Regions from separate parts of the Mus musculus genome. Here region 1 is linked to region 2. Evidence: chromatin loops called from intact Hi-C (ENCODE). Cell type or tissue: left cerebral cortex. All regions are shown on one strand.

Region 1 (5,000 bases), 190 kb before region 2:
GTGGTATGCATATGCGTGTCTGTCTTTCTGTGTGATGTGTGTATGTATACTTGTCTGTCTTTTTCTCTGGATGGTCTGTCTGTCTGTGTGTGTGTATGTGTTTGTGTGTGGAGACCATAAGTTGATGACTTATATCTTTCTCAATTGTTCTCTACCCGGTAATGAGTCAGGCTTTCTCTTAAACTCAGGGCTCACCAATTTGCCTATTCTAGGCTACCCACATCGTGTCCCTGCATTAGCCTCCTATGTGCTGGTTCTGGGACAGGCTGCCACAGCCTGCCAGGTGCTAATGCTTGCATGCTAGGGATCCGGGCTCAGGCTATCATGGTTGCTCAGCAAGCTCTTTATCCATCGAGCCTCTGGGGTTTTCTTGCCTGGTATCTGACATCTGGATGTGAGAAGTGGCAGAGTGGGTTTCACACCCATATAACTCAGACTCCTGAACCCACAAGAGTCAGCATTTGACCATGTCCACAGCTGTGCCACCTCTGACGGAAGGGCAGCTTGTCCTCTGAGGCACTGACTGGTGGCAAGTGCAGTTGCAGGGGTGAGGACTGCTGGCTTGACAGCTGTGAGCAGTCACCAGGGCTACTCTAATGGAGTCCTGAGACAGTACGCAGTAGTGACAGTTGAGCCCAGAGATAGCAGGGTGCGTGGGCTCCAGTGTGACAGAAGGGACAAGCCACCAGCAAACCTGTAATCCTCTGATTTCTAGCGGCTGTAGCATTTAACTCCTACTTCTCCAAGCTGAGTTATGCCAGTGGGGTCCCTGTCCACTCAAGGAAGGGACAGCCACTGCCTTGAACTACTGAAGTCTGAAGTCTGAGTTATCTGCTTCTGCCTAAAAAAAAAAAAAAACAAACAAACCAAAAACCCCCCCAAAACCCAACCCCCCCAAAACAAAATAACCCCACCCCTGCACTTTACTTATTTATTTAGTATGCACATAGGTGTGTTGGCATTTGACCATGGATTTGCACCATGGCGCATCTGTAAATGTCAGAGGGCAACTTGGGGTTGGTTTCCCCTTCTACTGTGTTGGTCCCAAGTCTGGAACTAAGTTGTCATGATTGGCGGCAAGTGCTTTTACCTATTGAGCCATCTCTCTGGGCTCCTGCTTCTGATTTCCACCCAACCCTACCTCAGCTTTTTTCCCTGGAGACCAAGATGGGTCGTTACCACTGCTGATGACAACGATGCCGATGATGAGTGACATGGGGTCTTACGTACCCATACTAGCCTTAAACTTAAGATGACCTTCAACTCTTGAAATATTTGCTGGTGCCTCCTCAAACGCTAAGATCCCAGGTAGACACTGCCATGTCTAGCCAGGAGGGGTATTTGACAAAGAAATCTCGTAAGATATCTCGTTGGTCTTGGTCTTTTTGTGGGTCTCTATTGGCCTCAGGATAAAGCTAAGGTTATGACCTCTGCCTGCAGGAGCCTTCTGACAGGGCCTTTAGCACATCTAGAGTCTCCCATCTGCGTTTGCCCCACTGCTTTTGCTTCCTTGGTCTTCTAACTGGCCTTCCCTCAGGACCTTTCATGTCTGTTTTTTCTCCATCTATCCTGGGCTAGTGAGGTTCTTATCTTTCAGACCTGTGTTTAACCTGCTCTAATCTGCAAAATGGAATCAAGGCATCCTGCCTTAGACCCAAGCAATCCTTCTTCATCCCGAGTTCCCTAAGGCAGGGCGAGAGGTCAGATACCTACAGACCATACCTTGGTGAATTCTCACAATACCCTCCATTAGGTGCATTTGCCAACAGAACTCTAGAGAGGAAGAAACCGACACTGAGGCTCGGAGTTTCCAAGTTCCAAGGGCAGTTGCTGTAGAACCAGGATTTGTACCTAGTCTGCCTGAACCTCATGGGTACCAGACAGCCTCTGAGAGATGGAGGAGACCCTTGCAGCCTCATGAGGCAGAGGTGGAAACTAGGGCAACTGGGCATGGGGCAGTGACTTCCCAGTGTCCTGTAGGCCAGCGCTTGTCCCTGCCTCTCTCTGGTGAGCACAGATGCTTCTCCCTCTGAAAGCCTGTTCTTGGTGGTCAGTGGCTCAGCTGGGAGTGGCTTCTTCCTGTGAGCTGGGCTGTGGCTAGGACAGAAGGCTCCTTCCAGAAGTACTCAGGGCTGGAAGCACTCCCAGGCTCCTCCCAATCCACTCTGTCCCCAGCTCCAAGCAGCTGCTGAGCACAATTAGCCAACAAGTGGCTGTTTTGTGGAGTTGCTGCTGATGTGTTTGGAGTGGCTCTCTGAGTGGGAAATGGGGCGGTAGGAGAGGCCAGCAGACAAAACAGCGTGAGTGCATTAGGCTTTATCGCTCTGTACATGGCTGACATCACTGTTTTAAATAAGTTCTGTTTGGCCCTGGAGGAGGATAAAGGCACAAGAGGGAGAGAGTGCAGGCTGCTAGACACGTGCTCGCTTGCTCTTGATGGCTTGCACACACACACACACACACACACACACACACACACACACACACACACACACACCATCCAGTCTAGAGTGGAGGCATAATGGCCAGAGAGACTGGAGAAAACTGTCCAACAGATGGGGCCAGCCCTGCTTCAACAGGAGGCTCCAGCTCCAGATGAAAGTCTTCAGGTAAAATAGAATGCCTGAATTAGCCGACCATTGTGTGGTGAGAGGGTAATGCGCCTGCCTCTTCCTAATGGCCGCCCAGTTACCAGAGACCGAAACCACTCCAATGGTACAGACATCCAAGGACAAAAGTCACCGGGAGAAATGACAGAGGGTCCTCCACCCTGGGCTTGGGTAAAGAGCACTGTCTCCTCAGCCCTTCCATCTCCAGGGGTCCTGCTGCAGATTTGTCAAAAAGAGTGATCATGAAGTAGCCACCCGTGGAGAGGTGTCCCAGAGGAGGGAGACAGCGGCGGGGAGGTGCAACGTGAGGTGGATGGTCAGGACGGGACATAAAACAGCTTTGCCGTGAGCCTCCCATCTGCCCAGCCTTCCTTGTCAGACTCCTCTCCTTCTCTCCAGGCTTCTGTGTCTGCTTCTTTAGAAAGAAATTTCATTTGAGGGTGTGGGGCATATGCCTGTGTTCCAGCACTCAGGAGGCAGAGGCAGAAGGATTGACACAAGTTTGGAGGTCAGCCTGGGCTACATAGGGAGCTCACGTCATCCTGTCTCAAAGAAAAGTCAAGGTTGGATGTGGGGCTCTGTAAGTAAAAGAGAAAAAGCTCATGTATCTCTCACCCCTTGATCCATTAGCCCATCTATTCATCCATACAGATTCCTATACATACCCACTCATGTATCCATATAATTTTCCCATGCATCTACCCATCCATCCATCCATCCATCCACCCATCCATCCATCATCCATCCACCCACCCACCCATCCATCTATCCATCCTTTCATCTATCTATCCATCCATCCATCCACCCACCCATCCATCACCTATCCACCCATCCACCCACCCACCCATCCATCTATCCATCCATCCATCCATCCATCCATCCATCCATCCATCCCACCCACCCACCCACCCATCCATCCATCCACCCACCCACCCACCCATCCACCCACCCACTCATCCATCCACCCACCCACCCACCCACCCATCCATCCATCCATCCATTCCCTTATCTACCCACCTACCCCACCATCTTATCTACTCTTCCACTTCTTCCTCTTCCCATTCATTCACCCATCTCTTGTCCTTGGTATATAATGAGTTATCTTTCTGGATGCTTTCATTTCCCATCTTCCCTGGTGGAATATGAACCACTTTAAAAGCCCCTCTCTTTAATGATGTATGTTTATTTTACTGTATTAAAATCTTTAAAATTTTAAAGTTTATTTTACGTGTATGAACGTTTTGTGTGTGTGTGTGTATGTATATACACTGTGCATGCCTTATGTCCTCAGAGGTCAGAGGAGGGAACTGAACTTATAGACTGTTGTGAGTCTCCATGTAAGTGCTGGGAGTTGAACCCTACTCCTCTGCAAGAGCAATGACACCTAAGCCTGCACATTTCCTGAGGGAGCTGAAGGGGAAGCTCCTGTAGGTGCAGATGCTGTGGGAGTGGGCAGGGACACTTCTGTTGATGTGACAAAACACCAAACAACATAGAGTAGAAAAGAGTTCAGTTGTCTTACAGCTCACTGTCCATCACTGAGGGAAGTCGAGGCAGAAATTTGAAGGCAGGCCTACTTATTGTTCCACACAGCAGTTCCTCTGATCAAGAAACTCACTTCTCAGACAAAGAAGTACAGCAGGACCATGGGGGATGCTGCTTGCTGGCTGGCTTATACTCAGTTAGCTTCCTTATACTTACTTATAGGACCATCTGCCTAGGGATGGTGCCACCCATAGTGGACTGGGTCCTTCTACATTAAAAATCAAGACAATATCCCATAGATATGCCTACAGGACAACCTTATTTAGGCAATTTCTCACTTGAGGCACCTCTCTCAGATGACTCTAGGTTGTGTCAAGTTAACCAGGACAATTGGGGGACATAGACCTGTAAAAAGGGCTGAGGTTTTGATGGGCAGACGGAGGGAGCGAGAAGTCTAAGGCACCCCAAGGCTGAGCCCAGGGAGGTCCCTGTAATCTAAGTTATGACCAGAAGCTCTGGAAGACCTAGGGAAGTGTGGAAGAGGTGCAGGAGAAGCCTCAAGACCAGTAATGTGTGGCAGCTGGGGGTGCAGTGTAAGTGAGGTAGGAGAGAAAGAGTCCCCTTACTTCACTGTCAGGACCTCTGAAGCAGAAGGCTTTCATCTCCAAGAAAAGAGCTTTCTTGATTTCTCCTCAGTGCAACCACAGTAGTACTTAGCGTGAGAAGAAGCGACTCCCCCATCCCATTTTGCTGGTGACAAGGTCTTACAGGTGTCAGGCAGAGATGCTAACCTGGAGGAGGTGGGAACGAAAGCTTGCTTCATTACGACTCCATCAGCCTGGATCAGGTCTTCTAAAGAACCCGACCTCGGGCAGTTTATTCTCAACATATTTAAGCCCAGTATAA
Region 2 (5,000 bases):
ATGTACAAGCATTAGGATCCAGGGTTAGATTCCAGTCATTCACATAAAATCCAGGTGTGGCAGCCCACATCTGTAACCTCAGCTCTAGGTGGTGGAGATGGGGGGGGCATCCCTGGGGCCTGCCCCCTCCACTCCTCAGTCTAGTTAAAATTAGAGAGCATTCCTAGGTTCCAGGAGAGATCCTGTGTCAAAAACAAAACAGAGGGAACACCTGCTGCCAAACTCTGGCCCCTGCAAGAAAGCTCACAGGAAAGTGGCCCTGCACACACATGCACAGACCACAGACAGGAAAGTGGCCCTGCACACACATGCACAGACCACAGCAGAAGGAGCCCATCTACATGCTACATTTATGGAATTGCGGGTGGCTTTGATGTCCTGTTTTATGCTTTCCCATCTTTCTGCCAGGGGTCTGTGCAATGTTTTATAAATGGATGCGAGGTCACTACATTGAATTTCTTTTCTTCCCCACAAGACTATTTGGGTCTTTAATTTTAAAGACTACATCTAATCTCACTCTGAGACTGCCTGTGGCATCTCCCGTCATCTAGAGCTCGGGGGTGGCATCGTGGCAGGGTTATAGTAACCCTACAAGGACATCCGGCACGAGACCAATATTTGAACAGTGTAGCTATGTTCTGAGTGAGAGACTGTCCCCAGGTGACAGCAGGCTAGTACTCTGCTCTAAGGATAGAGAGTGGCTTCAAAGAACCTTCAAGGGGAGGGGAGGAACACAGCGGACACACACAGAGAGAAGGGGATCGACCTGTGATGACAATCTGGGCGCTGGCTCGTCCTGACCCAGCTCTGCTGACGGCTATGCACTGGTACGTGCCTTCCTCAGCCTTAGAGGCTCTCGGGATCTCCCAGCTGCTGTTTCCCGACTCTCTGCAAAAGCAGCAGACAGTGTGGTCACTCTGACCCCAGCCAGGGTTTCCCAGTTTCAGGGGCCTCAGCCCCCCCAAGTCCTGTACCAAGGGTAACCCCAATTCCTCACTGAGGCTCAGTTAAAAGAACCAGGCAAATCCCACAGCATGCTATGTGAGCTGAGTCCATGCCTTGACCTCTCTGAATTCTAGACTCCCACCCTAAGGGAAGGGTCTAGGAGGTCCCTCCACTCCTGACCCCCACTACTGGGCTCATTCATAACCAGGATACCCACTCTCCCCATCTCCAACCAGGATGATCAGGATGACAATTAAACTGACCCCAAGTCTCTCCTGTTGCCCACTCTTTGAGAGAGGCATTAGAGCCAAAGACAATTGCTGCCCAACAGCTACTCACTGAAAGTACCGCTCCTCGCCCAGCCTCTCTCCATCTCTCTGCAGCTGTAGCTGGAAGGGGAGGGTGCTATACACAGAGCAGGACACCAGCAGGGGCTGCTGTAGGTAACCATGGATCTTAGGAGCCATGCTGACCAGCGGCACACCTGAAGGCAAGCACAGGGTTTAGACTTCTTCCCTACCATGCCGAAACCTGGCCATGGTACCTCCGTCACACAGGGGCCCTTAGAAAGAAGCACGAGCCAGAGGCCAGCCTTAAGGCAATGTGTGGTCACATTCAATGGTCACCCAAGACAGACCACTTACCTTTCTGAACCTCAGTTTTTACTTCTGCAAAATAGGGGTGACCCCTCCAAAGTTTAGGGGACATCAGAGAAGGGGTAGGAAGAATGCAAGAGCTAGAGGAAGCAGGGAAAATGGTGTGTGATGCTGGCTTCCAGCACAACATGACCATTGCACTCAAGTGTACAAGATCTGCCACAGGCTGGGCCTGTCAACATCCTGTCATAGAATAAAGAAGGGTTCACAAGGTCCCACTCATCTGTGAGGACTTCCAACAGCTAACAGTGGATGAGGAGGAGACATTTTCTTGGGTGTGTTGACATTGGTAAAATGTCCATGCTCACTAGTGTTCTTGTAAGCAACGCCAAAGAAACTTATCAGGTTGCCTGAAAAAGGGCATTAAGCCAAAGGGGGAGTAGTTGGAGGGTGAGCAGTGGAAGTGGGTAGAGGGCAGGAGACAGAAATGTCACAACGAAATACATAGTACTAATAATTACATGCTAAGAAAGCATTTTTAAATTATCAAACTAAGGTTAAAAGCGTATAAGACTAATTAGCTTCAAGAAGGACTCTCCTTGGTGTAATCAGTAAGATGCTGTATAGATGGGCTGGTGATGTCCCTGAGCCTGTGGTGTGATTAGGAGCTGGTGACAACCATCAGCAGAGAGTATTCCACAACCTCCCCAAGGCTTCTGAGGAAGCCAGTTAGAAGGCAGACCTGCACCGGCCAGGCCCCATCTGCCTGGGAGCAGCTCTGAGATCTGACCAGATGCTGCCCACTGTGCGGGAGGGCTGTGCAATGGGCTCTTCTTCATCCAAGAGTGGGACCCAGATCACTCAGGTCACTGCAGGGAACCCTTTCCAGTGGGGGTGGGGGAAGCACGGCTGGAAATGACTACCAATGTGAGACTCACAGCATTCTCGAGATAAAGCAAAAAACTTCGAGGAAACTCACAGCTTGTGACCTTCCTGTCTGACACTGCTCATCTCCTTACCCGACCCCTGTCCTGGGAGCAACAGCCTTTTTCCATTTGAGTTGTTTTCAAGAGACCTCTGAGAAAGTATCCGGCAGGGTCAGCAGCAGCCCATGGTGCTGGCAAGCACTCAGTCCATAAGGCTGTCTTCTTTGCATCCCAGCCAGAGGGGACAGAAGCCCAGTAAGATGCTCAAGGGGTGAGACAATGCACCAAGTGCCTCAGAACCCAGGCTGGGGGCTGGGAGAGTGGTAGGTGACATCATGCCCTGGGCTGCCTGCCACATCCCCAGGGAGAGGGGTGTCAGACTTCCAGCCACGTCCTCAGCAGTGTGTGCAGACGCTGCTCGCCCCCACAATCTGGAGCCTCTACTAGCCAGCTTGGTTACCCCTCTTCTGACAGAACAGGCCCAGGAACACCAGACCCACCACAAACCTTCAGCCCCAGAGTCAAGCTGCTCTGAGGCAAATCCCAGCCCCCTCAGCTCTTAAAGTAAGGAATGAAGGGAAAAAATACCTTGGCCCATCCCTCCCTATCCCCATTGGAGTGTCAATAGAGACCAAAGCCCAGAGCTGCATCCTAAGTCCCTGGTTCCATCTGAGAAGACAGAATGGAAGGAGACAGGTCTCCAGTGATGAACTCTCTCTAGAAAGCTTCTCCTCAGGCTGTAAAGGCATGACAGAAAGGTTCAGGGACAGCAGCATGGTATAGCGGTCAAGATGCCCAGGGACCAGGAGGCAGGATGAAACAGAAAAGAGGAAGGAGAGATGGGGGAGGGAGAAAGGAGAGGGGGAATGTCTTCAAAGAGTGTTCTTGTGTGGGCACTGTGGGTAGCCTCAAAGCCAGCCCTCCCTCCCGCCTTTCACACACCCTTATTGGAAAGGGATAGAGTAACTGCCCCACCAAAAAGTGTGGAACGCCTATGAGACTTTCTTCTGTGGGCTCCTCAGGTACTTAAGGAGGACAGTGGGCACAGGGTGGGCCACAGAGCCTACAATGTGGTCAGGTGACCCATGAGCCCAGCTGCACCTGCCAGGAGCAGAAGTGGAGGTGGGAAGCCTAAAATTCTACCCTTCCCTAGGAGCTTCCTGGCTTTGGGGCACAGAAACCAGAGCAAGTCACATGGTGGGAGTCAGTATGGGGACATGAAGCATCAGCAGCCTCCGAGTGTGGTCTCAGGCATCCCTTGCAGCTATGTGCACACCGGATTCTGGAGCCCTCCAGTAGGTGGGTGAACTTATCTCCTTGTCATGATTCCCAGAACTTTACTGTCACGGTGTTCAGTGAGGGGTTGCTCCTCTGTCTACCACACAGAACTGATGAAAGTGGGCAATGGGCCAGCATTGGCAAGTGCTGGGTCAACGCTTCCATGCACTATGGCTTGGGCTTAGCTTAGTAAACCTCAAAATTATGAATGAGTGATGGATGAATAGAGAGATGGATGGATGAATGAATGGATGGATGGATGGATGGATGGATGGATGGAGAAATTGTTGGAGAGATGGATGGAGAAATTGATGGAGAGATGGATAGATGAATGGATGGAGAGATGGAGAGATGGATGATGGATGGATGGATGAAGAGATGGGTGAGAGAGTGAAAGGGCAAAATGATGGGTAGATGGATGAAGTGATGAATAGATAAGGAGTTGGATAATGGGTAGGTAAATCAATGGATAGATGGTGAGCTTGTTGGCTCTATGTAGCAAACTGGATGGATAGATGGATGCTTGGATAAATACATGTGGATAGTTAGATGGATGAGTAGGTGGATGGATGAATGGACAGAAAACCAGATATAAACATATGGATGAGTGAACTGTGGATGATTATATAGATGGGTACCTTGATACATGGATGGGTGGGTGGGAGATGGGAAGGAGGTGGGAGTATTGCTGTGTGTGTGTGTGTGTGTGTGTGTGTGTGTGTGTGTGTGTGTGTGGTGGATGGATGGGCAACCTGGTGTGCAGATGGGCAGGCAGATGAGAGGGTAGATAGATGAATGGCTGTGTTCTACATCTTCAAATTGAAGGTCATGTCTGAAGCATGTCAGGATTTATCATAACACCTAACAGGGACCAGCTATTCATGGAAGTTTCCCCAAACTAATCTAGCCAGGGAAGGCTTCCAGGAAGACACTCACCTGGGGCCACTGCACTGTAGGAAACTCCAGAGACACGAAGGAGGGGATTCCCCTCGTGGTCTTTGCCCTTCACCTTGAGATAAAAGCGTTCCTTCGGCACGTGGAAGGGTGGCCCAGCCCACAGCTGATGGGTGGACCCATTGGAGAGGAGTTGTGTGGGCAGAGTGAGAAGGGACCTCCCCGAGCTGTGTGAGAGCTCCACAGACTCAAGGTGGCCAGGTGCCTGCAGGCCCGTAGAGTTGATCACCAGGGAGATGGGTACGCCTGCAAAGCAAAGGCGGAAACGAACTACTAGGCTCTGGGGCTGCATTTCAGGATT

What was found. Peaks named below come from ENCODE experiments on the same cell type or tissue, not always from the same donor. Only the 100,000 strongest peaks of a DNase experiment are listed, where the experiment ranks them.
Region 1: a loop joins it to region 2, with 1.9 times the contacts of the local background. A loop is called at or near these places in 2 of 42 quality-filtered maps.

What each region holds. Positions count from the first base shown.
Region 1 is chr2:31,534,480-31,539,479 of GRCm38, reverse strand. The region is part of intron 2 of Gm32952 (a long non-coding RNA gene); the gene reads left to right. Among named protein-coding and RNA genes, the nearest start is that of Gm32952, 15 kb to the left of the region's middle. In left cerebral cortex, no CTCF peak of the experiment used is centred here; a DNase peak (open chromatin) is centred at 2,163.
Region 2 is chr2:31,346,407-31,351,406 of GRCm38, reverse strand. Hmcn2 (hemicentin 2) reads right to left here. Exons shown (of 98, transcript NM_001370902.1): 8 at 4,682-4,945; 9 at 1,285-1,429; 10 at 767-888. Among named protein-coding and RNA genes, the nearest start is that of Hmcn2, 35 kb to the right of the region's middle. In left cerebral cortex, no CTCF peak of the experiment used is centred here; a DNase peak (open chromatin) is centred at 2,834.